2 separate regions of the Mus musculus genome follow, and region 1 is linked to region 2. The links are chromatin loops, found by intact Hi-C in ENCODE. Cell type or tissue: left cerebral cortex. All regions are shown on one strand. Links, peaks and the distances in the headings refer to the core of each region. The heading gives the core; the rest is flanking DNA.

What was found. Peaks named below come from ENCODE experiments on the same cell type or tissue, not always from the same donor. Only the 100,000 strongest peaks of a DNase experiment are listed, where the experiment ranks them.
Region 1: it touches region 2 in a loop (5-fold over the local background); 6 of 42 quality-filtered maps call a loop at or near these places.

What each region holds. Positions count from the first base shown.
Region 1 is chr8:15,584,666-15,600,285 of GRCm38, reverse strand. No RefSeq gene overlaps it. Among named protein-coding and RNA genes, the nearest start is that of Gm46033, 62 kb to the right of the region's middle. In left cerebral cortex, for the core only: no CTCF peak of the experiment used is centred there; DNase peaks (open chromatin) are centred at 7,232, 7,620, 7,868, 8,534 and 1 more place; H3K27ac peaks cover 1,486 bases.
Region 2 is chr8:15,488,519-15,504,138 of GRCm38, reverse strand. No RefSeq gene overlaps it. Among named protein-coding and RNA genes, the nearest start is that of Gm46033, 34 kb to the left of the region's middle. In left cerebral cortex, for the core only: no CTCF peak of the experiment used is centred there; DNase peaks (open chromatin) are centred at 6,314, 7,685 and 8,827; H3K4me3 peaks cover 307 bases; H3K27ac peaks cover 2,708 bases.

The sequences.
Region 1 (15,620 bases), core at 4,678-12,677, 97 kb before region 2:
AAGAAGAAAAACAAATATCGTGTTACATAATAGCAGATATCAAAATATATTTCTTGAATGCTGCTCATATAATTTTAATAACCAGGGCTTAAATAGAACCATTGTGTTCCTGTGGCAACTGAAACATCAAATGACTCTAGCATAATCTCTCGCTTTATTCTTACAGAATAAATTTCTTATATATATAAAAAAGGCTTATTCTGAGGCCAAGTAGGTAAATTATTTATACAGTTTGTTCTAATTTATTATCTCAGATGAGAAATGGCTCTTAGTGATGACTCACCACTCTGTGCTTCTGAGTGGGAACACAGCTATCATTCCAGGGTCATTTCTAGTCTGTGTGATTTGGCCCCCAAGTCTCCATGATACTGTTTCCTTTTTTAAAAGAAAGCATCTGTAGCCTAGAGCATGCTGTTTTTCCACACACAGCTGATTCCACATACGTGTTATATGGAAGCTGGATCCATTACAAAGCAAGAAGCTTCAGAAAAAAATTATATCCTACACTTATTTATGTACTGAGATAGCATCATAGTGTTTGATACTGGGGAATCTCTGGTTAAAATAAATCAGAGATGAGAGAGATGTCTTATTTACTCAAGGCACCTATGGCCGAACCTAAGGGTCTGAGTTGGATTCTTAAGTTCTCAAGAGAAAGAGAAAATGGATTCCTACAATTGTCCTATGACCTCTTCCCTCCTCCATGTGTGGTGGCATGTGCATATTCCCATATACCTACACAGTGTGCACACTTGAGTGTGTGTGGATACATATATATACATACATATATATACACACACACACACACACACACACACACACATATATAAAATACAGCAAGACTGCACCATGACAAGCACCAGTCATTCTAAAGTGTGGAGGCGACAAATGAGGGCTTAATACACTTGTGTGGATAAGCAGATGTGATTTTCTATCAGCAGCATGCTTTACGGTTAAATGTGAAGTTTCGCAGAGGAAAACTGCTCTGTCACATACAGACTTGACATCTTCAGCTGAAGAGCGGTGAATGGATCCACATTCAGCGCTTGTAGGGAAAGCAGTAACGCAGGGTACTGATGAGCACAAGGTCGACCAGTTGTCTTTCTGTCCCATCCTGGTGAAATGTCCAGACAGAAGCTTGGGCTGAAATCATCTTCAGAACATCTCATATTAAGCCTTCCTTCCATGGCCTCCCTACAGGGATTTCCACTCTGCTGAACACTGTCTGGCCTCTGAGGGTTTCCTTTGAAATTTGGGCTGAGACATCTATATACCAACAATTTTTATGTTCTTCGTTTCTGTATAGCCTGTGTCCTGTGAACAACATTGACACCAGCCCAGGTTACTACCTGGGCCATAGTACCAGTGGCCACTGAGCACATGATGGCTGAAATCTTCCTAAATATTCTTGTACAATCAAAGTACCCCATGGCTCTATTCTCTAAGCAATTCCTTTCAAATGAACTAGTCTTCACACCCTTTACCTCATGTTGGCAGGGCTAGTCAGATTTCACAGGGATTCTCCAACATCTTTCCTGTCATCCTGATGGCAGCCCCACCCAGCACTCCTCAGTTGGCAGTTCTGAGCAGGAGATCTTCTGGATCGCTGAGCACAGGATCACAGCTCTAGGTGACGGTGCTCTGTGTAGCCAGCTTATCCAATAGGAGACGTTACAGGTTTTGTAGATGGCCGAGATGTCTTCTGTGTTGGGAGTTCTAGCTTTGATTGGTTCATCTTTCCTCCTCCTGTCCTCAGTACCATTTGCTTCCTAAGATGCAAAGTTGGTTTCTATGACCTGAAATAGTCCTTCCATTTTTCAGTGTTCTATAGCTTTGCTAAGGGAGAATTCAAGATGAATTAGAGTGCTTTTTGCCATTTTAACAGAACTTTGTAGTGTCAAAAATCAAGTCACCTAGAAGCTCCCAGATGCACTCAAATTTATTTAACAAATTATAATTTAGTCAGTGCCTCAGAATAAGCAGTTATAAATGACACACTCTGCAGCTCGTTTTTCATCTCGGCATACTGAATTAATGCATCTCTTAGTGCTCTAGGCTAGTAGGTTGGTTTTTTTTTTTTTCTTCTTCTTCTTCTTTTGGTGGCCCTCTTGTGTGGTTTCATCACACCTGAGGTTTAATCTGCTGCAAGGCAAGTGCTTTTTTTCCTCTCTCTCTCTTTACACAGATGCTAAAGTAAGGAAAGGATAAAGAGGTAAATGGTCACCCTGAGCAGAGATGCGAACGTCCCTTAGAGGAGAATCTTAATGGTGGAACAAGGCCTTTAGATATATTCACCACGGGGTGAATATAGCAAAGAAGGAAGTGCTGCTTTCAGTAATGCTTTGGCCAGTCTGACTTGGCTGATCCGAATTAACACTGGCGTCATTAGCGTTGTTCATCGATGTTACTCAGACATTTATTATAATGAACATGTCCTGAGTAAGACATCAGCACTCTCAGACCTGACCTCAGCATTGACACTGGAAGGGATAAAATGTGTGTAATTATGTCACGGCTTGGCTCTTGCACTGATGCCTCTGTCTGCCACACTCAATCCCCTTGATTTGCGCCTGATTTTTGTTTTTATTCTGTCATTGACCAAAACCATGTTAAGAGCAATACTAAAATTAGCCAGGGATCAGTTTCGCCCTCTCTGCTCCTCAGCTGCTAAAGTTGAAGAGTAGCTCCTCACTTCTATTTGTGGGTATAAAGAAGTAACAGCGGGCTGCAGGTGGTATACAAGTTACTGCCAACCTGCTGCCCTGTTGTAGAAACCAAACCACTTTTCAAAAAGAGAAAAAAAAAATCACAGCAAATCATTTTCACTCATTATCGGTTTCCCAAGTCCTACTCTGTGTAAACAGTGCCTACCTGCCCCTGAGGTCCTGATAGGGCTGAGAGAACTGAAGGCTGGAGCAGCATTTACTCCGACAGCTTCAGCTGAGCAAAGGGGAGAAAAGAAATTCTAGCCATCTGTGAAGAAAGCCATCAGACTCCAGCATTAAAGGGTTTCACGAGTTATTCAATAGCATCAAGAATACTTTTTTCTTTTTAAGAGCTACAAAAGAGCAAGATAGAAAAAGAAAATCCAGCCAGATGTGGAGATGAGGTAGGTGAGCTCATGAACCCCCATCGCTTGCTGGCTTTAGCAGTTGGTGGCTGTTAAAGGAGGTGAGAGTCAGTTCTCTTCAAGGAAGTGGCCTCTTAGGACACCCTTGCTCCAGAGATGGTCCTACATCTATGGATAGCGCTGGTTGGACTCAATGGTTTAAGGAGAAAGGATCTAAGTTGGGGGGTGGGTACATGGCAAGGGGAATCTGGGAAGAGTTGAAGGGAGATAAGGTAGGTATGATAAAATATACTGTATACATCCTCAAAGGATTAATTTAAAATGTTAAGAAAAGGAAGTGTCACTGGGGCATCAACAGTAAGAAAAGAGCTATGCAGATTTTAAGTTCATTGTTGGTCGTATTTTCTTTACTGTTGTATTGCAGGTGGTTTCCATATTAATTAAAATCGCTCTTTGATGGTAAGATACATGTATAGAACTGCACTGAAGCTGCTCTTCAGCTCTGCTCTCTGTTCTTTCTCTCCCACTCCATCAACTCTCTTTCCTCCCTGTAGGAACCTTTCCCACGGTCATATTTTCTCATCTGTTTTATAACCATTTAGTTGAACCAGGGCTGTTTGAGTACCAGGGTTGCTTCTCAAAAAGACAATGTCTCTTCCTCTTTAAAAATCTATTAGCTGCCAATGATTCATAGACAGGGCAGAAGTCCCATGAGCCCTCTACCATCCATGACTGACTGTTAACAGGGCCGGTCTTATTTGTGATTAAAACAGCTGTCCCATGGCCAGAAACAGATATTCCCCATCTCTCAACTCTTGTATTCCTTCTGCTCTCTCCTCTTCAGGGTCCCCTGAGCTTTAGGGAGAACAGCATAGATGTCAGTTTTAGGGCTGAGCTTCCAAACCCCATGTATTCTCAGCCCATTTCCTTCCCAAGTTGTTTTTGCTCATGGTGTTTATCACAGCAATAGAAAGAAAATGACATGGCCACAAGGCTCTTTGGGGTTTGCGTTTGCATTGCGTTATTTTATGGCCTTGAGGACTAAACCTAGCATAAAGCTCTCCATGCTCGGTGAACGCTTTACCACTGAGCCACACCACCAGGCCTCTTGCTTTCTTATTTGAAATACTCTTTCACTAAGCTGTAATTGTGTGCATACATGTGCATATGTGCATGTGTGCACGTGTATGTAGGTGTGGCTTTAAACACACTCAACAGCCAAGTCAGGCCTTGAACTTGTGATTTTCCTTCCTCAGCTGCCGCGGTGTCTTAGTCAGGGTTTCTATTCCTGCACAAACATCATGACCAAGAAGCAAGTTGGGGAGGAAAGGGTTTATTTGGCTTACACTTCCATGCTGCTGTTCATCACCAAAGGAAGTCAGGACTGGAACTCAAGCAGGTCAGGGAGCAGGAGCTGATGCAGAGGCCATGGAGGGATGTTCTTTACTGGCTTGCCTCACCTGGCTTGCTCAGCCTGCTTTCTTATAGAACCAAGACTACCAGCCCTGAGATGGTCCCACCCACAAGGGGCCTTTCCCCCTTGATCACTAATTGAGAAAAATGCCTTACAATTGCATCTCATGGAGGCATTTCCTCAACTGAAGCTCCTTTCTCTGTGATAACCCCAGCTGTGTCAAGTTGACACAAAACTAACCAGTACAATTGACCCCTTGTCAACTTGACACACAAAAACATCACTAGTAAGCCTCAACCCTTACAATCTTATTCATCCCCATTCTAAATAACTTTAAAAGTCCCACAGTCTTTACATATTCTTAAATTTTCAATCTCTTTAAAATATCCATCTCTTTTAAAATTCAAAGTCTTTTTACAATTAAAAGTCTCTTAACTGTGGGCTCCACTAAAACAGTTTCTTCCTTCAAGAGGGAAAATATCAGGGCACAGTCACAATCAAAAGCAAAAGTCAATCTCCAGCCGTCCAATGTCTGGGATCCAACTCACGATCTTCTGGGCTCCTCCAAGGGCTTGGGTCACTTCTCCAGCCATGCCCTTTGTAGCACACACATCATCCTCTAGGCTCCAGATGCCTGTACTCCAGTGCTGCTGCTGCTCTTGGTGGTCATCTCATGGTACTGGCATCTCCAAAACACTGCATGACCCCTTCAGTCCTGGGCCTTCATTTGCAACTGAGGCTGCACCCTCACCAATGGCCTTCCATGGCCTCTCACAGTGCCGAGCTTCAGCTGCTTTGCATGACCCCTTCATGCCTTCAAAACCAGTACCACCTGGGTGACTCTTACATATTACCAAGTCCTGCTGCAGCAGGAGTACAACCTTGGCCATCTCTGGAACACAGCCTCTTTGTGCTTTCAGAAAACACTTCCCAGAAGTTGTCACCACAATGATGCTGGTCTCTTCTTAATCACCACTAATTTCTTAGCTCCAGCTAACCAGCATCAATAGTCCCAGTAATGCAAAGGTTTTGCTTTAGTAGTTCTGGTATCTTGTTAATCACAACTGATTCTTCAGTCCCAGCTAACCAGAACCACAGAATAATCAAACTCCAAAATAGCAATGTCCCTGAAAAGAGTCTTTAATTTTCCCTCTGAAACTTCACAAGCCAGGCCTCCATCTTCTGCACTGTTCTCAACATTATCTTCCAAGCTCCTACACAACATCCGACAGAGCTCTTAACAACGGATGGATCTTCAAGCCCAAAGTTCCAAAGTCCTTCCACAGTCCTCCCCAAAACATGGTCAGGTTGCCACAGGAATACCCCACTCTGCTGGTACCAATTTGTCTTAGTCAGGGTTTCTATTCCTGCACAAACATCATGACCAAGAAGCAAGTTGGGGAGGAAAGGGTTTATTTGGCTTACACTTCCATGCTGCTGTTCATCACCAAAGGAAGTCAGGACTGGAACTCAAGCAGGTCAGGGAGCAGGAGCTGATGCAGAGGCCATGGAGGGATGTTCTTTACTGGCTTGCCTCACCTGGCTTGCTCAGCCTGCTTTCTTATAGAACCAAGACTACCAGCCCTGAGATGGTCCCACCCACAAGGGGCCTTTCCCCCTTGATCACTAATTGAGAAAAATGCCTTACAATTGCATCTCATGGAGGCATTTCCTCAACTGAAGCTCCTTTCTCTGTGATAACTCCAGCTCTGTCAAGTTGACACAAAACTAACCAGTACACGCGGTATCTGAGATTAACGTTGTATGTCACTGCTCTTGGCTCTTATCAATGAATTATCTCCAAGGTAAGAAAAAGAAAACTGTGCCTATATGCACAGTTAGAAGCCCAGAGCTGGACTTCTGTGGACGACTTGCTTAAGCAGATTTCACAATGCATTGTTGTAATGCAGTGGCTTGTAACTTCTGGGTCACAACCCCTTTGAGAGTCACAAGACCCTTTCACAGGGGTTGCATATCAGATATCTTGAATACTAGATGTTTACATTATGATTCATAACAGTAGCAAAATTACAGTTATGAGGTGGCAATGAAAATAATTTTATTATTGGCAGTCACCACAACATAAAGAACTCCATTAAAATTTCACATCAATACGGAGGCTGAGAACCACTGTTATAAGAAAATTAATCTGTGAAGCCAATGATTAGCAAAAACAGTATCATGTCAGTGACCAAAATGTTATCTCTTTTAAAAATATGTGTGAGTTGGGACTAAGAATGGGCATTGAAATCTGTTTCAGCTACTCTTTTTCCTGTTATAAAAATACAAGTAATTTTCTGTTTGGAAATATCACTTTAAAATTCCTATAAAACTATAACTTTTGTGGCAGGGAAGCATAAATTTGATGCTATCAAATGGTTGGGTTATGAGGATGAATATGCAGCATATTTTAGTGGCACACTTCTATACAGTTTACACATAAACACCTACATCCAGGCACACACGTGCACACACGCGCCTATGTGATTACAAAAGGCACGGGTGTAGCAAAGCTGGTGTTTCATAATCATTCATCTTACATAAATGCTCAACTTTTGTCCTCTTTTCCCTGAAGCCTATTTCTGACTTTGTAGTGTAAAGCCCCTAGCCATGTGAGCTCTCGGGACACAGGCGCTTCAGCATTTTGCATTCACAATGGGTAGAAAATACCTGAGAACAATGGAAGCAAAATTGAAATGAGAACAATCAACACAAACCCAAGAAATCAATATCACATCTGAACCCAAAATTACACATCCATTTCATCTCACAAATGCTCAGCTTTCCTCGCCTTCAGAGGAGCATGGTGCGGGGCGATCAGAGGAAATCTGGTACTAGTTAGATGGCTCCTTTAAATATCTTTTTCTCACAAAAGGGCATTTGGAGAAGTTCTTTGCTTAGAATAATTATTTTTATATGGTAGAATTTATCTTTTTTAATTCCTTTCTGTGAATCCATTTCCTATTTAAAATGCCCAAAGAGGACATTTACATGGGGTTTATGAGGTTTACAAAAAGCTGGCTAAATTTACATCCGTCATAAATATATTTCATAAAAGTTAGAGTTGGTTGGCATTATGAGTAAGCGGCATGTGGATTGGAATTCTAAATCATCCTTTATCAAGACAGAAAACATCACCCAGAAAGCTAAGCGATCTCTCTTGTCATGAGTCAAGCAAATAAGAGCGCCTATGACCCCTTGTGCTCTCAAGTTCCCATGCAAGCTTCAGGACAACAAAGCATGATCCTGCTGAGATCTCTGTGTGAGGCTGAAATAAAAAGAGATCAGGCAGGAGAATTAAGCTCACAGTAAAGATCTGTACATCAAGTACACCCATTTGACAATTAGATGGGTCCCATCACCAGCTTTTTTTCTCAGCACACCATGAAATCAAAATGCCCTCTTAAAAACAGTACAGCCCACGCTAACACTCTGTTCCTTGCACACTATTTTTAGAAAGCTTAGGGGAAAACCAACAAGCCCTCTGAATTTTAACTGAACACCGATCAAAGGACTTGGGTACTTCATCTTTACTGCCTTATTCTATCAGTGCCTTATGATGTCACACAGAGTGTGAGTATGACATCCCCCTTTGCCCTCCCTCACTGAAACAGACCATGCCCGGCTTCTGCAACCTGCCACCTAGACTTTCCAAAACACCAAAAGGAGCTGTCAGTTGATTCTTAAAACTGAAGTGCTTTGCTCCTGCGTTACAGTTTGACTTAAGTTTGCACATTTTCCTGAAAAGGTTTTAGTGACTATCCTAAAATACCGCCCCCCCCCCCCCACCCTGCCCTACACATTGTCAAAGTCTATTGCAGAGTTTTTCTATTAAAAAGCTTCCTTAAGGTAAGGATCAGAACCTTCAAGTTAAATTCAAATTACAGCAGTGGGCACATGCCACCCAGCTTCTACGTTCTCTTTAGTTGGTGATTTTCAACAGAACGTTGAGAGTGTATTTCTAACGCATTGTCTAAAACTGCTTTCGATGTAAAAGAAGCCCTGCCCATCAAGGAACACAAAGGCTGCCCTCATTTGTTCTCCTTGTACACAGTTTCAAGCGTGGGAGGGGCTGAGGTTGGGAACAAGCCTCTGTTAGAATAAATGGACTCAGTTGGCAGCAGCAAGCATGACTCTACAGTGTAGCTCATAACCTCTTCGATTGCCACACTTTACATATGGTTGATACACACTTAGAGTGTCACACCATTGTGCCGTACAGTTCCAAATGTGCAGATAGCAGATTATGAAGCTCACCTGCAGATTAATGCCCAGCAAATCACATTGCCACAGACCTCACGATCAAGGCACACACAGAAACAGAGCTGTGAAGAATCCCCAAATGCCCCAGTGTAGTTTTCTGTTACAGGAATGTTACCCCATTACTTGATGCTTGCTCTTCTAATATGTTTAAACAAAGTTAGTATGCATACTATTGTGAGATTATAGAGGCCGAGGAGTTATTCTACAGACAGCAAAGCCCCAAACAGAAGGGCTGCAGACAGGACAAGTGACTACTGGTCACATACCACGTGAACCAGACCCTGTGTTCTTCTGGATGGTCCAATCAAGGAATGTCCTTTGCAAACACTAGCCTCAGCCATAAATGCAAGAAAACACAATGTCTTTTAGCCTAGTCAATGAATTTTTGACCCATTTCTTAAAGACCCAACACCTGGCCCTTCCCTAACCTTTACTTTCCTACTCACAAAGGACTTTAAAAGAGTGGGCTCAACTTTCCTTAGGCAGGCCAGGAACTTATTTAGACCCCCACATCGTGCTGTCTGTCTGTCTGTCTATCCATCTGCTTTCCGGCATTTACAATGATATAGCTCTTGCCTCAAGGACGATTCAACTTGAACGTCCTCTCAAGAACCATGTTTCTCCTCTCAAACCCAAACAATGACTATAGTTTTAATTTTTAACAGATTTCATGCTTTTGGAGAGCCAATGGCTTGCTCTTTATGCCCTGCTCAGCTTGCGTTCTTATAGAACCCAGCAGTACCAGCCCAGGGATGGCACCACCCACAATGGGCGGGGCTTTCTGCGAGCACATATGACTCATCTATGCAATGGGCTGATCACTAATTAAAAAGATGCCTTATAGGCTTGCCTACAGCTATGGAGGTAATTTCTTAACTGAGGTTCTTTAGCTGTGTCAATTTGACATACTTCTATCCGAGTAAGCCCTTTGGTGTCGTTAATACCTTGTGTCAGCACAGGCATGGGTCTGCCATGACAGTGCTGTTCGGAGTGTTTCTGTGTCCTGTCAAGTCCTTCTGCTCAACCTGGCAGTTACTCGGTTTGCAGCTACACATGCTCATCAGAGCTTGGTTGTGTGCTGGAGGCCAGCAGCCCTGTCTCACATCAGGATCTGCTTTAATCTCTTGTAACCTGTGTTCTTCATGTGATACCTCTTCTTAAATTAGTAATTTCCTATGTAAGACAAAAAAGAATTACCAAACTTGAAAGTTCTGTCTCAAAAGTCTATCTTGCCTATGTAGAAATGGAATTTGATTCTATACACACACATGTACACACACACACACACACACACACACACACATCCACTAATGCCTATTGGCAGCCCACGGGCAGCCCCCTAGTCTAGGCATCTCCACAGCATTGTCACCCTGTTGCTTTGTTGCCCAAACTCCACTTTTTACCCTGTTAATTCTCTGGTATTTTTAATAAATCAGCAAAAAACGTGAATGAAATGTCCATTTTCTAATACCTATCATAGCCCCCTTTCTGCTCTGTGCCTTTTTTGTTTTTACGCCATGATTTACTGCATAAATTGACTCATATATGTATATGTATATGTATATGTGTATGTGTATGTGTATGTGTATGTGTGTGTGTGTGTGTGTGTGTGTGTGTGTGTGTATGTGTATGTGTATGTGTATGTGTATGTGTATGTGTATGTGTATATGTATATATGTATATGTATATATGTATATGTGTATATGTGTATATGTGTATATGTGTATATGTGTATATGTGTATATGTATATATGTATATATGTGTATATGTGTATATGTATATATGTATATATGTATATATGTATATATGTATATATGTATATATGTATATATGTATATATGTATATATGTATATATGTATATATGTATATATGTATATATGTATATATGTATATATGTATATATGAATATGAAAAGTGGTTAATACTCTCTCCACTTCACCCATTCTCCAGTATGATTTATATAAAAGCAAAAAATTATGTTCCAACTACAAGAAATAATAAACACCCCAAGAAAATTTAATGAAAAATATATATTCCTATCATCATGTGGTAATTGCCAAGTTAACTGGTAAAATCGTCTTCTTCCTTTCCTTTTAACATATTTTTGCAGCTGATTCTTGTTGAGACTTGACGATTCATAAGTCATACTAAACATCACAGGAATTACTTGACAGAAATTCAATTTGAGTTTAAAATAGTTCAAACTGGGCTTATATAATATATTACCAGAACAGTAAAGATTATAAGTTAGGTCCCTAACTTCTTTGACCTTCAAGATGATGCATACCATCACAGGAATTATATATAACAGTGTCTGTGGGGAAAGCCTGAATAAATCAAAGGGCAGAATCAGCTTTCAGAAAGTCCCCTCCTCTGTACAGTATCATGAGAGAAGGGAATAATATTTTTCACAGAGACCAACACCTACCTGAGAAAATGATTTTAAACATTGTGTCTGGCCAATGGTTCTGGGAAAACCAAAGACGGACAAAGACAGAAGCCAATGAAGTGGGAATAGACAGGGAGACAGACAAACAGGGAGAAAACTGCAGGAGAAGAGAGAGAAAATGAGAGGGAGGGACAAGTGTGGGAAGGAGCCTGACTCTACCCACTCAGGAAACACTGGCATCAGTCCACTTATGCCTATTGACAGTCCACGGGCAGCCCCCTGCCTCCAGGCTAGGCATCTCCACAACATTGTCTCCCTGTTGCTTTGTTGCCCAAACTCCACCTTTTATCAATTGCTTCTCTGGTGCTTTTAATAAATCAGCAAAAACGTGAATGAAATGTCCATTTTCTGATACCTATCATGACCCCCTTTCTCCTCTATGCCTTTTTTATTTTGATGCCATGATTCACTGAATAAATTGACTCAGATGCTCAGATATAGAACTCCCACCCAGGATCCTGGCTTCAGATTGCCTCTGTGTGATGTTAAGGAAGCAAGCATGTGACTCGTGGTCCACAGTGGTCTTCTAGCCGCCTGCTGCTAGTTGGCTCACTAACAGACTGAGGAAGCCACAGACACTTCAGCACTGCTTGCTGTTCTGACTCCTATGGTCACACCAGACCGTGCCGAGACAACAGAATGTCACTGTCAGGCCTGAGCACCATCAACAGCACTAAGGAGATTTCTTCTTTATCAGATGATATGAAGAAAATTAAGACCCAAATCTGTTATCCAGGACAGAATCATGAACTGATCTGCTTGTGTTCTTGTCTCAAATATCCTTCTCCCTCCTCTGTGTGTGTGTGTGTGTGTGTGTGTGTGTGTGAACGTTCCTATTGGGTGGGTAGGCGGGCATGCTTGCAAGTATGTGATGGATGTGTACGTGGAGACCAAATGTTGATCTCAAGTGTCATCACCACTTGCTCTCTGCCTGGCTAGCAAGTTCAAGGCATCCCTTTGTGTCCACCTCATCATTGAAATTACAAATATGCTATCTTTTTACATGCGTACTGGAGATCTGAACGTAGGCCCTCATTTTTGCAAGCGCTTACTGACTGATCTGTATACTCAGACCTCAGTGTTTCTTATAAATATCAAGACACTGGTCAATCACAGGCAAGCTCCAAGATGAAGCCACAGGCTAACCCTGGACAACATGTAGAGCTCTGGGTCCTGGAGTTTGTCTGCTGGCCTTGACGGCTAGTGAAAGCCCCTCATCTGTTCTAGACCCTATGAAAGTCTATCCGAGCCTGGACGAATGGTTGTGGAATTGGAAAGAGCAATGGGGACAGGGGGAGGCTAAGCTCTAAGGCTTAGTTCTAGTCAAAGATGAGTAAAACTCATGGAGACAGGCTTCCTGGAATAGGATAGTGTGTGTGTCTCTGTGAGCAGCCGGCAGTAAAGATCAGGCAGAGGAGACCCCTACAGTAGCAGGAACATGGTGGAATTGCCTCAGAGATACCAGCCTCTTTGAGTTTCCCTTGTTTTGTTTGGGGTGTTTAATTACCTTGTGTTCCTAGGAAGGTTTATGGGTACAGAATTGGGAACTGTCTCAGTTCCCAAACACCTGCTCCAGCAGATACAATGACCTTTTATAAGTTTTATTAGTGATAAACCCATCTTTCATGAAATGATGTACTGTCAGTCATCATTCCTAAATTTTCGGTAGTGCTTCCAGTCAGTTTGATGATGTGCAGAACACAAACTGCAGCATGAATACTTAATCTCAGGCACACTGCTCAATGCAATGCATGACATTGTATTATAATATAGTTCTCACCCCTAATTATATTTTCAGGTTTTAAATGACCTGTTTAATGTTCTTTTTAAAGACCAGGTTTATATGCTCTCCTTAGTTATATTTTTGTATCATACTTTATAACTTAAAACCATCTCCGTTTTCTACTCCATTTCCCTTCAGATCCCTCTGGCAAAGTTGCTCTGATATGCTTTAACAGCAGGAAGAGCTCAACATGTTTCATAAGCCAAAGCCTCTTATTTCTATGCTTTGCTTTAGAGTATAGTGTGCTGTCTTTCAATAAATTCTATGCAGTTTAAAACGTCTGCTTGTTCTCTGCTGGATCTTTTTAAAAAGGACATATAGAAGAAGCTTTCTTAATTTCACAGTGGCTAAAATATTTGTTGAATTTTTATAATAAATTAACGTAGATAATTATCTACTCTGTTCTGATACCCCCTGCTGCCTATACCTACAGAGCTCCAGTTTTCTCCTCTTCCGGCTGCTCCTTCTCTCAGAAGAGCAGCATCTATACACAGGAAGCTGCACCTATAATTCAACAGAGGAGGAGCTGAAGAAATACCACCTCCACACTTCAGTCTCCTTGTACTGATGAAGGATGTGGGCAGATTCCCACAGAGTAGCCCCACTCAGTTCCCTTATGTCAATACTCCAATCAGGGTGCACATTGGGATGGAACAGGAACCTGGCACTGTGATGAATCTCACATATCACTGCACAGCTCAGACCTTTCCTGTGCTTGATAACTTCCTGCAATCCCAAGAGTCACAGGATACTATGCCCATACACTCCTATATTCTTTGTCCTCCCTCAGGACACTGGTGTGCAAGATCCCAAACCTACCAGATAAATTGAGTATCTAGGTTGGGTACTTGTGATGAAGTTGGTACTCAGGATGGATTATGATTCCATCCTCCATGGCATCCTATTCTAAGAGGACTCAGCAGGCAAGAAGATGTCATAACAGGACCCAATGATTGTGTGGGAGAGAGAAGGCGTTATTGGAAAATATGTGACATGATTTATTTGGGGAATTGGTAAGACTAATGTGCAATTTTAGGTACCCATTGCCTGAAAATACCATAATTTTCTGTTTGCTCCTGGCTTCAATAATTATCAAAGGAGTAATTCCCTGCCCTTATAAACGAAATGTACAGGTCCTATGTTTAAAAAAGCAGGGGAAAAATAATCAAAGCCAATCAAATGTAGGTGCTTGCCACATCAAGTATGAAAATGAGAGGGGGGGAGAGAGAAAGAGAGAAAGAGAAGGGGGAGGGAGAGGAAGAAAGAGAGAGAGGGGGAGGGAGAGAGAGAAAGAGAGAGAGAGAGACTTTAAGTCCTTTGGGGACTTAAAATTCTAGGCTTTGTTCAGCAAGGCCTACTCTTTTTTTTTTTTTTTTTGATATTTTCTTTATTTACATTTCAAATGTTAACCCCTTTCCCAGTTTCCCCTCAAGCTCCTGCCCCCTTCCACTGCTTCCAGGAGGGTGCTCCTCCACCCACCCACTGACTACCGCCTCCCTGCCCTGGCATTTCCCTACACTGGGGCATCTTGACATGGAACCTTCACAGGACCAAGGGCTTCTCCTCCCATTGATGCCCAAGAAGGCCATCCTTTGCTATGCAGCTGGAGCCATGGGTCACACCATGTGTGCTCTTTAGTTGGTGGTTTAGTCCCTGGGAGCTCTCTGGGGTCTGGTTGGTTATTATTGTTCTTCCTATGGGGTTGCAAACCCCTTCAGCTCCTTCAGTCCTTTATCTAATTTCTCCATCGGAGACTCTGTGCTCAGTCCAATGGTTGGCTGCGAGCATCTGCCTCTGTATTTGTCAGGCTCTAGCAGAGCCTCTCAGGAGACCGCTATATCAGGCTCCTGTCAGCAAGCACTTCTTGGCATTTGCAATAGTGTCTGGGTTTGGTGACTGTATATGGGATGGATCCCCAGGTGGGGCAGTCTCTGGGTGGCCTTTCTTTCAGTCTCTGTTCCACACTAAAACCAGACACAAAACTCCAACTCTAAGGTGAACAGGAGGCTGTGCTGATGAGACTGCCATCTTACAGTGGGCCGGGGGAGGCTGCTCATATGAAATCATGTATCTCAAACTTCAGCCTCTCTTCAGTCATATGCACTCTGAACAGAAAGAGCCCACATGTGCGCTACCCAGAATGCTGTGCAAAGCTTCATTCAGCAAACTGCACTTCTTTTTGATAATGCAAGAGAGATTCTCATTTTTAATACATATCTTCTCCCAGATTCATTTCTTAAACAAGCAGTGTTTGTTGCTGTTATTGTGTCTCATCTACCTGAGTAACAGAGATGGCTCCTTCTTTTAATCAAGCATGAGGTGTCAGCAAAGACAGCCTTCTCCTGCACTAAAAGGAACTGTGGTACCAGGGGCTTCTCCCACGTTAAATTTCTCACAAAATAGCTGAGTTTTCTGAAACTTTAAGTTGTGCAATTTTTTTTAAATCACTTTAAAAATCACTTCCAACAGCCACTTTAAAACATCTTACCTCATTACAGTCTCCCATCGCTGGCTTCCTGGGCTCACAGCTCTCTCCTCCCATTTCATGTGCAGCCTCCAACTGAGATCACAGGACCCTCATCTCCCAAGCAATCAGCTCAAGTTGCCAGGGTGGAGCCTTCTCTCCCTGTTCCACTGCC
Region 2 (15,620 bases), core at 5,092-13,091:
GCAGAGAAAGGCAGAGAGAGGGAGTAGAGAAGTAGAGGCCAGTCATGGCCACATGGAGAGAGGGGGAAGGGAATGCAGAGGGGGCAGGGGGAGCAAAAGGGCAAGAGGCAAGAGGCAAGAGAAGAGAGGAAGAGCCATGTCTTTATTCCTATGAAATATTGGGGAATTCTAATGAGAAAGTACACAGGGTTTTTATCCCTTAGAATGCTTCAGAAATTACATGAGCATACTTGTGCACGATTGTGTAGGCTCAACTATTTGCGTGACCCTGCATGTATGTGCACATGGAAAGGCAGATGGGGGAAGAGGGAACAAATACATGAAGCCAATTCCCAGACAAGTGTGTATGATTCCTCTGAGTCATTATCATAATTGTTAGATGTTTGAGAAATTAGAGTAAAAAGTGACAAATCCAGTTTGAAATGAAGAGGGAAGAATAAATGGCCTGAGCCTGAGTCTGAGCACCTGAGTCTACATCTCAAAATTTCCAACCATTCCCCACAGCATCTCTAGGCTTCCCCTCACTTGCAAGTCTCTCCTGGACCAAGCAGCCTACAAAGTTCACCTTCCTGGAAGTAAAGATCAATGCAGGAAGAAAAATGTCCATTGGCTGTCTTGATAGATCTTTGATTGACTGGAAAGTCAGGCAAAAAGTCATGGTATAGGGTTTTCTATCGGACACATGAAGGAGACTGCACCTAATGAGAGAACAAGGGTTGCTCTCTGAGCATCTTCCCAGCCTATTTCTAGCTTTTGTGTGACATGAATTAAAATGAAAGCAATAATTTATCTGCATTGTGTTTTAGAATAAAGCTGCCATATTTCCAAGTTTCTTCTACCCCAAGCTGTCCCAGAGTTTCCCTATTTTGCTTTGTCCCTTTGTTTCTCTCTGCAGCTCAGAGCAGGACCTCATGGGGTCCTGACACTGTATTTTTTCAGGGAACCCACACCTCCTGCTGTCTTCCTTTGCTTTCTGAATCTCTTTCTATTTATGATACAAAGTAAAATAATGCCCATTAAACCGTTTATTTACATGAAATCAGGGCACTTGTTCAGACACTGCATGTGGTCTGAAGAGGCAGACAGTCAAGCACGCATACATTTTTCCCTGATTGCACTGGGACATTTCCTTTCTGAGTACTGGAAAGCTGCAGCGAGCCAAGATGCTCAGCATTCAAAATGAGATTGTCTACTGAGCCCCATGTCTGGTGTGAACACTTAGGTGTAGACATTACCAGGCTTTCGGAGATCCCGAATTTCAAAGATCCTGAGATAGCTATGGAAAGTTATCTCAAAGGTCCAGCATCCCAAGCAGCCTCTATTGACTCTTGATTGACAAGTGGAGGCTGAGGCTGCATGCTCCTTTGGTTTGGACACTATCCCAGTATCCATCTCCTAGTCTAAGGTGTGATCTGTGAGTTGGAAACACAAAGTTTATGCCAGGTTCCTATAGAAATAAAAGTGATGTCTTCCTCATCATCTTAGGAAAACATCCCAAAGGAACTAAAAGGGCAAGAGACTGATGTTAAGATGAAGTGATGCTAAGATGAAGGACCACAGCTGGCCATGCCTTTGTTCAGGAAACTTGGGCTGGCTCAGAGTCATGGTAGTGTGGCCTAGGTGACATAAGGCACAGACCTCCCCGCTCTAAACTTGTGAGAAAAGCCATTCTCAATAAATACTTGCATTTGAAGTTAGAAATAAAATAGATAAACTCAAGCAAAAGTAGCCAATTTGTATAACACATAAAATGATATGTCTCATGATTAAAATAGCCCTCAATCTGCATATGTTTGTAAACAAACCTGGAGATGGGTGTGCTTTTTCTTAAATCCTCAATGTCTGTTTTAAATAGCATCCATCAGTCCTGTCACCTAAAGTCTAAATCACACTAAGGAAGGGGGAAACAAGAAAGCATGACTCTTCCTGTAGACTTAAAACAGATAATTTCATGACGATATATGAAAATCAGCTGAATGTAATTATGAAAGCAACTTCAACATTTAATTGTCTTCTTTCAGACTTAAGCTTATCATCTGGATTGAGTCTATCATTTTTCTGATACCCATTGAGCTGACTCCTGCCATGTGTCCCACAGTGTAAAAAAGTACTAGGGAACAACACTGCCAAACCCCAAAGGACTCAAAAAGATGAGGGAGAATTCACAGGGACAATTATGATGTAATATGACAACTAGAAACAAGAGTCCCATACAGTATTCTGTGAGATAGTTGGACTCAATGAAAGGCACTGTGCCTTGTATCAGAAGGAATCCATTCATGTGCATCCTGAGCTACCATCCCACTGACATCCTAGAGCACACTGTGTGAGATAAAGACCTTGTCTGTTGTGAAGTTGTTGCTTACCCATCAGTTCCTTGGTTTACTCATCATCCTTTTGGTCTCACAGTAGTGTTTCCTTGTACTCTCTGATTCTGCCAAGTGTGCTGGGTCCATCTTGAACCTGCCCTGTCAATCTCCTCTTTCTTTGTTCTCAACCAATAGTTGCTGCTTCCAAGGCCAGCATTTCTTCAGAACTTCCCTTCCTACTTCCTGCATCCATGCCTTCAAGAGCCTGGCCATTTCCAAGAATTCCTATGAGACAGCTGAGGGATCACACAGGGCCTAGACCTCTGGCAGGGGCTTCCCTGCTGGGTAAACCAAGTCAGCCTCCTGCACAGTAATCAACATCAACACTTGGAAATCAGCATTGTCCTTCTAGTGTTCTGCTCTGCCTCCCTTATATGACACCCAGAAGCATAGCGTACCTATTTCCCTCTTTCACAGATCGGAAAAATACCTGGCAAGTGAAGTCCTCCGTGGCAGTTTTAGTCGGTTTATCCCTGAAGTCCCCAGGAAACATGTGTCTTTAGTGGCTGCACTTGGGCTTATGGTTGAGTAATGTTGACATGCTGGCACATTTTAGCACTGTCATGAATCACAGGGAAGCCGTGCCTCAGGCTCTGAAGAGATCAGTCCCCACAGCCTGGTTCTAACAGAGCACTGCTGTAGTGTACCACAGGACAGAAGGCAGATGCTAGCTAGCTTTGTGCTCTCTGCCTCCCTCCCATTCTGCTTTCCCTCTCCCTTCTAACTTCTCCCTCCCAACCCCTCTCTCCTTTTTCTTTCTCCTCTATCACTGTCTCAATATTCTTAGTCAGTTTTTTTCTATTTCCTGAGAGCCTTAGAAATGTTTATAAAAATACCATCCATATGAATATGTTATATAAAAACTCTCCAGTTGCTTTGCATAGTTACAAGAAATCCTTTTGGCTTTTATCAATCGCAAGAAAAGAATCATTACTCAGAAGAAACAAACTTACAAAAGAAATTAAAAGATAGGAAAGTTGGAAAATTCGGCCGTATTCATCTGTCTCTGCAAGAACATTCATTCCTTTGGAAATTAAGTTTTACAGTCATGGTTCCTATTTCACCATTCCTAATTGCAGCTATAACCCCAAACCCCCCCCCCCAAAAGACCCCATAAATTCTCAGAAACAGTGTTGGAACCAATGTTCCCCCACTCGTGTCAGTACTTCCAGGATGCCCGTTGTTGCCTACAAATGTCAATCCAAGCTGGTTAATACTTTTCAAATTGAGATGCTAACCCAAGTTGCTAGAAATAGAGCTTTGTATCAGGAGCCAGAAAGTTAATTCTGTGTAGAACTAAAGAAAAAGTCCCTACGATTTATAGATTGCCTTTTCAAATAAAATGGCAAAGAAGTTCCTTTCCAGGTGACTAAGAAGAATCAAAAGGACTTCCAAATGTTGCCACTCAACAACATGGTAAAGCCTTTGTGGTTGTTCAACTGAAAATGGTACCCATAGACCCAGGGGGAGCGGTTGTTGTTGGAAGTATTGTCTGGGGAGGGGCAGGCTTTGAGGCTTCAAATGTTCAAGCTGGTCCTAGTAGCTCTCTGTCTCTTCCTGTTTCCTGAAGATCCAGATGTTGAACTCTTAGCTACCTCTCCAGCACTGTCTGCTTGCACACTTCCCTCCATGATAATAGGCTAAACCTCTGAGCTGTAAGCCAGCCTAATTAAATGTTCTCTTTTATGAAGTTGTTGTGTTCATGGTGTCTTTTCACGGCTATAAAACCCTAACTAAAACAGTTACCTTACATATTTTTTTTAATTTAGCTGTGGCCATTTTCTAAATGAATATCAGCATGCCTTTAGTTATAACTGTGTTGAGAACTGTATATGCAGACACTCAGCCATGATATCTCTGGTATCTGGGTCACCTGTGTGAGGAGGTTTCTACTCTTTGCCCAGCACCAACCAGTTTCTGCAAGAGAGACTTGGTGGTTCTTCTTCCAACCCCCTTAGCCCAGATATATCTAGCCAGAGCTCTGGGTCTGTGACAGACCCTCTTTCCTCCCAGGTCAGTTCTGATGACTCTAGCAGAATGCCTCAGACTGAGTACTTCAACATCAGAACTCCCTCCTTAAATTGTATAAGCTGCAGCAGGCAAGAAGCCATAGCGCTTGAGCAGTAATTGAGAGCTTGCATCCTGATTTACAGGTAAGAGGCAGACAGAGCTAAGTGGGAAATGTATGGGTTTTAAAAACCTCAAATCCCACCCCCACTGACACACCTCCTCCAACGAGCCCATACCCAATTCTTTCCAAATAGTTCTACCAACTGGGGTCTAAGCATTCAAGTATGTGAGCCTATGCAGGTTATTCTCATTCAAACCACCATAGATACACAAATCGCATACATGTCTGGAAGTTAGGGTTTTCCTTCCATTTTTCTCTTTGTTTTGGGACAGGGCCTCATTCCACATCCCAGGATCTTCTGGCACTCACTATGCAGACTAAGATAGCCACAAACTTATGGCAACCCCATGCCTTAGTCTCCTGAGTGCTGGGATTATAAGTGGAAGGCAACCTGCCTGACTATGGATCCCATACTAAGGACACCAATCCAAGCAGGAAGGAAGGAATCCCCTTTCTAACACAATCTCCATGTGAGCTGAGATTACCACAGACAAGATGGTGGAGACCAACACCACGTGTGTGCACAGCCTTGCCTAAGAGACCTGCCAGGATAAGTCAGCATTGTGCTTTGAGATTTATGTCATTGCATAAATGTACAGCAATGGGGAATTGTTATAACGTAACCACATTAACCTGAGAATGCTGAGAGTGATGCCTGGCCAGTAGTCAGTGGGAAGGCACAGTGCAGAGAGAGTGACAAGACTCCAGCCAATGGTTTCCCGGTGGTGAGCAGCCAAAGGAAAATATAACAGCAGCACACACGTAGAAGAATCAAGCTTCACTAAAGGTGTGGAACCACTGGGAACCCCACTTCTGGTACAATAAAATCATCTTATCCTGAAACATATATACTTCATGCAACATTGCAGACACCAGTTATGCTTCATGCAACATTGCAGACACCTGTTCTTCCTTCTGCCACAATGAAACACCATCTAGGACAGGAGTTCTCAACGTGGGTGTCATGACCCCTTTGGGGACTCTAATGACTCTTTCACAGGGGTCACCTGAAATAGTCAGAAAACATATGTTCACATTACAATTCATAACAGTGGCAAAATTGCAGTTATAATGTAGGAACAAAAAATAATTTATGGTTGGGGATCACCACAACATGAGGAACTATATTAAAGGCACTGCATTAGGAAGGTTGAGAGCCACTGTAATAGAACATTTCTATCATTTCAAAGCAAAGCAACTCAACTGAAGGAGTCCATTTCACTTCTGCACCTTTGTTGCTAGACAAAGGAATAGATGATACATTTGGGGTTTTGTTGTTGTTGTTGTTCTTGTTATTTCTTCCCTTTTATTTCTGAAGAGCTCTCAATCTTTTCTCAGTAGAGGAAAGGCCAGGGGGGATTTAGAGCTGCACCATGTTCTATTTAGGTAGGAGACTGAGAGAACACGCTTTGATTGCCAGGGTTTAGGCAATCAGTACTCTGACTTTGGACAAATTAAATTTCAGATGCCTGTTAGACAGCGAAATGGAGCCGACCCAGTAAGCATCCCTAATGCAGATAGGCAGGCTAAAAAAGAACAGAATCTTCTCTGGTCTTGATATTTCCTTGAGACAAGAACAGGGAAAATGTGTTAGGGGGTCCTGTGAGGAACAGAGTATGGAATGAGGGTACAAAGGTCCTGTATTGCAACTGTGAGGGAAGGAGGAGCACCTCCTTCCTTGGAAGAGCCAGCACCATCACTGGGGATGGAAGAACCAGCCCACAGGAGAAACCAAGTGACAAGGCTCTAGGAGGCAAAGGAGGTATGAGGAGGGAGACAGCTACAACTGGATGTCAGCCAACTGACGAAATAATGTTCCAAGGAACACTAGCCAGCCATATATGGAAATCAAACTGTGCCTTCAATCCTCTGAAGAACCAGTCAGAGCAGCCTGGACTTGGCCAACACAGACAACTATCCATTTCATTGCCTTGGCTCACAACTCAGGGACGCTCGAAAGAAACACTCTCTGGCTAGCACTCTGGCGCCCTTCCTGAAAGGCTATGGTCAGAGCATGTTTTCGTGTCCTTGTTTTTCTGGGAAATATCCTATCTCTTCTATCTGCCTGTGAGTCTATCAAATGAGACTAAAGAAAACATAGCCACTCTGCTTTAGATTATGGGTTTTTGGTTTCGTTATTTTTTTGGGGGGGGGGGAGGGTGGTTGTTGTTGCTTTTTGTTTTTGATGTTTTGAAATAGCATTTCTCTGTGTGACCCTGGCCATCGTGAAACGCTCTGTGTAGACCAGGCTTGGCCTCTATCTCAGATATCCACCCCCTTTCTGCCTCCTAAGTATTGAGATCAAGAGCATCATCATGACTGCTTGGTGCCCAGCCACTCTGAGACAATAGCTTGTTGGTTATGAGTGAGTGGACATGTCATCTTGTAAACTTCCTGAGGGTTCCACAGGACAGAGCCAACAGACACTTATGACTCTTCTGTGGACCATTCTCACTTCATTTCTGATGATGAAGTTAGCTTTGTCTGGAATTCTACGTGTAGAAGAACAGAGAGGACTCTGAGGGAGAGGCTCCATGATGTTGGCTTCCTCCCTATGTGTCCTCAACCTTCTCCAATTGGCCTTTTGTTTCCATTGTTCCTGAGTGTCACCGGACAGAAGCCACTTTGCAGTGACCTTCCCCAGGAAACATTTTATTCCTTTTTGTTCCTATTGCCTTCCTCTCTGCAGAATCCTGAGAACAGGCCATTCATCAAAGACAGACGAGTTTCTTACAATGCCCAGGAAGTTAGGGCACCAAGGGACACCTTGTGAGGGGAGATCTGTGATCCACCATCACCTGCTAGGATGGACGTGGGGGGAGACTAGAGAGGGAGGAGTGAAAGACAGGGGGAGAGCGAAAAGGAGGGAGAAGGAAGAGAGAGAAGGGGAGAAGAGACAGGGAGAGAGGAGACAGGAAGGGAGGGTGACTGGGGAGAGTTTTCCTATGAAACCCCCTTCCAGGAGGCATAGTCAGCCCTCTTGGAGCACTACTCTTAGTCCCCATCCCTTCTCGAAGGTGCCACCTCTTAACAATGCGGCAGCAGAGAATGAAAGTCTTTAAAGTCCGGGAACGTCACAGCAGCCTTGGAGGCAGCTTCGTGTGCTGTGTGTGACTGACACAGCTGTGCGATCCAAGTACTCGACTAAGCAATGACACATTTCCAAGCCACGCCTGACACCCACAACCTTCCGAGCGGAACTAGGCAAGGTGGGAGTTATGAGCACTTTGGGAGAAAATCTTCACAGTAGGGAAACCCACTAGAAAACTGCCTTTGCACCTCAATACAGCACAAAAATAGATGTACCGAAAGAAATTCCTGGTTACTATAGCAACAAGAGATTTTTCCCCACTATTTATAGACCCTGCATATTAGAGATGAGTACACATGCTATATTTCTATTTATATATATTTAAATTAAAACATTTGCCAAACAAAACTTCTGTCTTCCCCACTTCCATCATGCATGAGAAAATGAAGTGACTTTTAAAAGTCAGGATTAAATGAGCCTCTAAATCATCACCAAGGAGACCTAAGGATGGAAGTATATTTCAGACACTTGATTTTTACTGCAAATCTAACCTTAACCAGTGCTGACCATTGGCTTGACTGCATCTTGTTCTAATTGTACAAACATTAGGGGGAATGTCAGTTTTCTACCCTGCATTGCCCCATACCACCAGCTCTCCCATATCAAATTACTGTCGCTAAGGGTCACGAGTTCCCATTTCCATATGCCTAATAAGAACAAGTTTCTGATAATGCCAACTACAATTTGGAGGCAAGCAGAAGTTCCAGAACATTCAGTGATGGGATTCCTAGTGGAAGGTGAACTTGAGGCCAAAAGCTCTGAGTTTCAGCCCAGACGTTGATTCTGAGAGCCAAGTTCACATGGGCTCATTTCCTCAGATGCAAAGTTAGATTAATAACTATCTAGATCTTACACTGCTATAAAGTAGATTAAATGAGAATCTATGCAAATGTCTGCATTTGGTGTATCGCAGTGTAGTGCTACAAGAAATAATGATTAACAATCATATTATTCAAGTGCTAAAAGATCACTGGGCCTCTCCAGAAAGAATAGTACTTTAATAATAATCATCAATTTCCAACACACACCCCTACATTGCTAATTTTACCACAAGTTGGAGATGTAACGTGGGTAAAAACTTTAAGATGAGCAAATGCTAAAGAGAGTTAAACTTCCCTGGAGCTGAGAACATGCAAATCCAAGATGTTACACCAGGGACTGTAATAGACCAAGGGGAAGAAACCTGAGTAGTGTTAATAGGCCTCACATGGTGCTGGGTGAGACAAGAAAAGAGAAGGGTCATGTCAACCCAAAGCCAGGCATCTGTGTCTCTCACCATGAGCCACGTTCACTTACCTTTTATTCTTTCAAACACAAAAGTGAACACTATATCTGTCCTCTGACAGGGACAGAAAGACCCCAACAGGGAAACAATGCATGCGCATCCCAAGACATCTGATGATGCCTGAATCAAGAAGGAAGACTCACGGGGAGACATTATATTTGGTGCTGACCAGCAGGGGAAGGAAGTGGCATTTGAACTGAATATTAAGAGTCGGTGGGCCAGGCATGGTGGTGCACGCCTTTAATCCCACCACTCGGGAGGCAGAGACAGGTGAATTTCTGAGTTCGAGGCCAGCCTCGTCTACAAAGAGTCTGTGGAGCTTCTAGCGTCAAAGCAAAGATGCCCTCTTCAGGGTCACTGTCCTGAGCCAGGGATGTAGCAGTCACAGTTGTTAGGATTCAATAGCCCTGCAAAACAACCCTTTAAAGTTTTGCATAATGTATAGATAGCCCTGATTCACACACTTATCCATGAACCGTTCTGTTGTTCATGGTAGCTTTTCTTTTCTTTTCTTTTTTCTTTTCTTTTCTTTTCTTTTCTTTTCCTTTCTTTTCTAGATAAAAATCTCAACTCTGTGGTGTAGTCCGGGATTGCTCTATCTATCTTACCTGGGGCAGTTTCTAACTCATGGCAATGCTCCTGTCTCAAGATTCCTGAGTGCTGGACTTACAACTGGCTTCAGACTGATTCTCTACTTACTTGTCATTTCAGATTATTGAAAACACGAACAAGAGTTCGAAGGGGGAGAGGTGCGGACAGTAAAGCCATTTTGCCCAGGTGACCGAACACATTTCTCTATCAGGAATGTTCTGGGGTGTGAGCAGGATTTCATACTGCTACAATACAGAAGCCAGATGAGGACTCTCCAGGTCACATCAACTTGACAATAAGGAGTACATTCCCATTTTAAATCTTGCCACTCTGCCAAGTGACCATAACACATCCAAGATGGGATCTTCTTTATATCAGCTTAAAAGCTAAGCATATTTTGAACCCAAAGTGTCAGAGTTAGCTTCGGCTGTCCACTTGACACAGGTAGGAAGAGGGGACCTCAGTTAAAGAACCGACTGCTTGCATTGGTCTGGGAGACATTTTCCTTAACTGTTGGAGACTGGTTCAGGCCACTGTGGGTGATGCCACTCCTAAAGGGGAGGTTCTGGATTGGATAAAAAAAAAAAAAAAAAAAAAAAAAGCAGGCTGAGTGGGGCACGGGGAGAAGCCCAGTGAGCAGCAGCCCTTCGAGGTTTCTGCTTCAGTTCCGGCTTCAGGGATCCGCCCTAGACTTCCTGCCTGGGCTTCCCTTCATGATAAAGACGCTGTAAGATGAAATAAAGCCTCTATTTGTTATTTTTGGACAGTGCTTTATCACAGCAACAAAGAAGCTAACTAGAACAGGGAGTCATTACTCTTTTGAGCTCTTTTGTCCTCACCAAGCTCCTGCCAATTACGATTTACATTTACGTGTTTTTATAACGTGTGCAAGTAGTTCCTTGGTGTGTTCCCTGCACACATGCTCAGTCTTGGAAGTGCTGTGTGAACTTCTGTGAGACCCTGAGCTCCTGTGTGTCATAAGAGAAGGGCTTTAGACTGAGTTGACAATGAGCTTCTATGCCTTAAGAATGCCCGTGCTTGGACGACATTTGTAAAGCAGTCTCTACTATTTGCTGTTTGCCATTGCTTTCGAATGCATAAGAGCCACCTTGAACAATCAGTCACCCGAAATCAGAGAAACTGTGTCAGTTCTCAGCATTATCTAAATGAATATTCTCCGGAAATCAATCTCAAAAGAACGTGAATTTTACCAGATAGGATAAGCATTATTGAAAAGTCTCTACTTAGTGAAGTGGGGGGGGGGGGAGGATTTAGATAAAGCATAAATGTCATCCTGAATATTTTCATTGTATTTAGAAACATCACATTCAAGATTAAAGGAAAAGAGGGTTGGGGAGGGTGTCTGCCTTTCAGAAACAAGAACAAGTCATAAATTATAGTTGGCTGTAACCACTACAAAAGCTGACTGTGGATTGCTATTCATTGATAAGCATGATAGCAAGCAACCTCAATGAATTATTTCCACAAATATGAATAGAAGAGCTATGCTCAGTAAATAATATTTATATCAGATAATGATTATAAATTATATATTATAAAATTTGATAGCTTAATGAGAACCATATGCCATATTGTGATTCCATAATATACACTATTCAAATTAATTATTCTTTTATTTGGAAAAATATAAATCCAGGTACAGTTATCCATGCTTATAGTCCTGGAACTTGGAAGTTTGAGGTAAAAAGATGATTATTTCAAGGCCAGACTAGAAGATATACCAAGACCCTGACTCTAAACCACAGAGCAAAACAAAAAGTAAAAGAGATGTGAATAAAAAGAATAAAACAGAATAAAAAAGCTTCATGGCCACGAGGTAACATGGTCTGGGAGACGGCTGCTATTCTTCTCTTGGTCATCCACTGAAACGGGGCTGTTAGTCCCAAAGATGGGGCAGAAAGACCGTCTACCCAACCCATCATGGCCAAATTAATTAAAGCACGGACTGAATTAAAGCAAGCCTTTTATTCATGTCTGCCTCCCCCTAAGGTAGTGTTCTAAGGGTCGGCATTGGATGTGAGGAAGACAACACTTTTATAACTCAGGGCTAGGGAGTTTCCAAACTGGAGATTTGTCAGCAAAATAGGCAGGGTTACAGGGGCGGAATATAGCATAACAAGTTAGTCCCTCCTGAAACAAAGACACATTGCAAGCTGGAGCATAACAAGGGAGTCTAACAAGGGAGCCGTAACAACCCTTTAGATACAAAGGTGGGCTTGCAAGATGGTTACAAACAACTTTTTGAAACAAAGACACGATTGCAATTCCTGGACAAGCAGTGAGGAACATCTGTTGTTGAGGTTATAGGCCCAATCTTTGAAAAACAGAGATTTAGTCATAATCAGGAATAAGCCTAGTTTGTCTTTACTATAAAATAGCTTTAAGCCTAAAATGGAGGCAGGCTGGTTCTTTTGGGGCTTCATAGTATAAGAAAGGCCATGTGCCCACACCCCAGGGTAAGCACCAGAGATGTCTGAGAAGAAGCCATCTGAGTGTTGCTGACTGCACAGTGCACAGAGGGGAAGATTCACCAAACAGACCTTATGCCAAAATGGGTCCACACTGTGCTGGGTGATGCCTGCATTCCCAGGCACAAAAGTAACAATGACAAAAGAGGAGTAGCTTTGGTTTCTTGACACCCTGTTTTGGGAGAGTTCTAAATGGATTAGCAGACTGTTATCCCACAAACGGGACGAATTCACACATCTCACTATTATCTACAAGTGTCTGCTTTTTCAGCCATGATTTTTTCTTACATATTAAATATTATTCTGTCTTTTCTCCTCTTTAAATTAATTTGTGAGGATAGGAAGATAGAATACAAAGTAATGAACGACATTATAGCTTGTTCGTGTGTGTCTGTGTGTATGCATGTATATGTGTGTATATGTGTGTGTGTGTGTGTATGTCCATGTGTATATATATATGTGTGTATAAGTGTGTATATGTGTGTATATGTGTGCATGTGTGTATGTGTGTGTGAGTGTATGTGTGAGTGTGTATGTGTATATGTGTGTTTGAGTATGTATGGGTGTGTATGTGTGTGTATGTGTATGAGGGTATGTATGAATATGAATGTGTGTGTATGTGTGTGAGTGTGTGTATATGTGAGCGTGTGTGTATGTGTGTGTGTATATGTGTGCATGTGTATATGTGTATGAGTATATGTGTGTGTGTATGAATGGGTGTGTGAGTGTGTATGTGTGTGAGTGTGTGTATATGTGAGTATGTGTATATGAATGTGTGTGTATATGTGTGTGTATATGAATGTGTGTGTGTGAGTGTGTGTATGTGTGTGAGTGTGTTGTGTGTATGTGTGTGTGTTTTTATGCATCCTTTTCCCACTGCTGTTCCCCTCCCTCCTTTCTAATAGTCCCTCTAATGGTTGAGTTGAGACTCTATCCCATTGGCTCAGGCATTTGAGTACTTGGTCCCTAGCTTGTGGTTTAGGAGGCACAGCTGTAGGAAGTATGTCACTAGGATGGACTCTGAGAACTTTAAGATCTCTAGTGGCTCATACCACTCAGTGTTTACAGTAAAGGATCTGAGTTCTCACCTTCCTGCTCCCACTATCATGTCTCCCAGCTGTGATGGAATCCTACTCCTCTGGAATTGTAAGCTCGAAGAAACCCCGTCTTCTTTAAGCTGCTTTGTTCCTGGTGTTTTCCTACAGCAATAGAAGAGTAGTGAATGCAGTCTGTTTCTTTGCTCCAGATGGATCCACCCACTGTTCCAAGCCTCTGTGTGCACATTCCCCTCTTGCTGATGCTTCTTCCCCCAAGATCTCCTCTTCTCCTTTCAGGGCCCCCTATTGCCGCCCCCCACAAGATGCACATATATAAAAGTTTACATCTATATCCTAAACGTGAGAAGAAATGTTGTGTTTGCCTTTCTGGGCCTGGTTTATTAGGATTATTACAACAAATTACAAAGGATCATTAAATCATAAAATCCAGGGATCATTAGGGAAGACTCTGAAAAATCGAATTGGGAGACACTGGAAAATATGGGCAAAATGGATAAATTATTCCTGGATATATATATATATATATATATATATATATATATACATATATATATATATATATATATATATATATATATGATCAAAGCAGTAATATAAAAATATCACCCTAAAGGAAATAAATCTCATACTGGACAGACTCCCTGCCAGATTCTATGGAGTCTTTAAGGGAGCCCTAACTGAAATACTTCTCAGGCTTTTCCACAAACTAGAAAGGGAAGGAGCATGACCAAACTCAATCTAGGGATCCAGCATTTCCTCCATGCTGAAAGAACACAAGGACTCACACACACAAACACACACATCAAGGGAGGGAAGAAGGGAGGGAGGAGGAAGGAAGGCAGGGAGAGAGAGAGCAGAAGGGGAAGGGAGGAAGGGAGGAAGGGAAGAATGGAGGAAGGAAGGGAAGGAGGGAGGGAAAGAGAGAAAGGGGGGAGGAAGGGAGGAAAGGAGGGAGGGAAAGAGAGGGATCAGTTTTCTGATGGATAAGGGCACACATTTTCTTAATAAATACTTATAAAACTAATTCAAGAACACATGTAAAAGATGATACACCAAGACCAAGCTGAATTCATTACATGGAGAAAAGTGCTGCACCAAACAAATCAATAAATACAACGCAAAGCCATAAATAGGATCATGGTAAAAAGAAATTCCAAAATTATCTCAATAGAAGCAAAATGGGGCTTTGCAGAGATCAACATACCTTGATAAAAGCCACCAAAGAAGCTAGGAATATAAGGAACATATTGTAATATATTAAAGCTGTATGTGACAAAGATATAACCAACATTATACTTAATATGGAAAAACTAAGATTTCTACCCAAATCATGAGTGTGGTGAAGGTACCCTTTCTCGCTGGTCTTACTCAATAGAGTGCTCAACAGTTAGTTAGAGACAGGAGAAAGAAATACAGATGATTTTAAAAAATCAGGAAGAAGTCAAATTATTCCTACTTTCAGATGGTGCAGCCCTATACTTAGAAGACTTTAAAAACTCTACCAGAAAGCTTTTAAATCTAATAAACACTTTCAACAATCTAGGCTACAAAACCAACAAGAAGACACCATTAGCTTTTCCATATCAATAACAAACTTGCTAAAAATAGATCAGTTTAAAAAAAAACAACTCATATATATGATAGCTGCAAATAAATAAACAAATGACTTAGAATAAATATCACCAAGGGGGCAAAATACATCTATAGTGAAACTTTAAGACATTGAAAATAGCAATATGAGTACACTGTACCTGTCTTCAGATACACCAGAAAAGAGAATTGGATCTCATTACAGATGTTTGTGAGACACCATGTGGTTGCTGGGAATTGAACTCAGGACCTTTGGAAGAGCAGTCAGTGCTCTTAACTGTGGAGCCATGTCTTCAGCCTGAAGACAGCAACAGAATATGAGGGAAACACTTTCTGTGCTCAAGGAGTGGCCGAGTTGATATTGTGAAGACAGCAGTATCACGGAAAGCAATCTATAAATTCAAAGCAGTGCTCATCAAAGATCCAATTACCTTCTAACAAAACAAGTAAAACAACTCAAAAATTCATATCAAAAGACCCTGGATAACGAAAACAATCCTGAATAAAATGATCATTGCTATAGGTATCATAATTCACAATCTCAAATTGTACCATAGAGCTATAGTGGCAATTCCTGCACGGTGCTGGCATTAAAAGGACTACACAGGTCGATAAAATAAATAAAAAATGTGGACACCGATGTCTATCACAACAACAAGCATTTGTATTGAACAAAGTTGCCAAGACATACACCAAAGAGATTTATTTTTCAATAAATTGTGCTAGGGAAACTGGATAGCCTCACAAAGTAGAATAGAACCAGATCTTGGTCTCTCCTCTTGCACAAAGTCTATTCCCTTGGAACAGATCAAGAGATCCAACACCTTAATGTGACACCTATAATTCTGAAACAACTAGAAGAAAATATGGGGGAATTCTTCAAGATATTGGCATGTTTCTGAGGGCCCCAAGAGCACAGGAAGCTACCTCAAGAACTGACAAGTGGCATGGCCTAAAATTAACACGCTGGTACATAGCAGCGGACATAATCACCAACATGAGAAAAACTTTGCCAG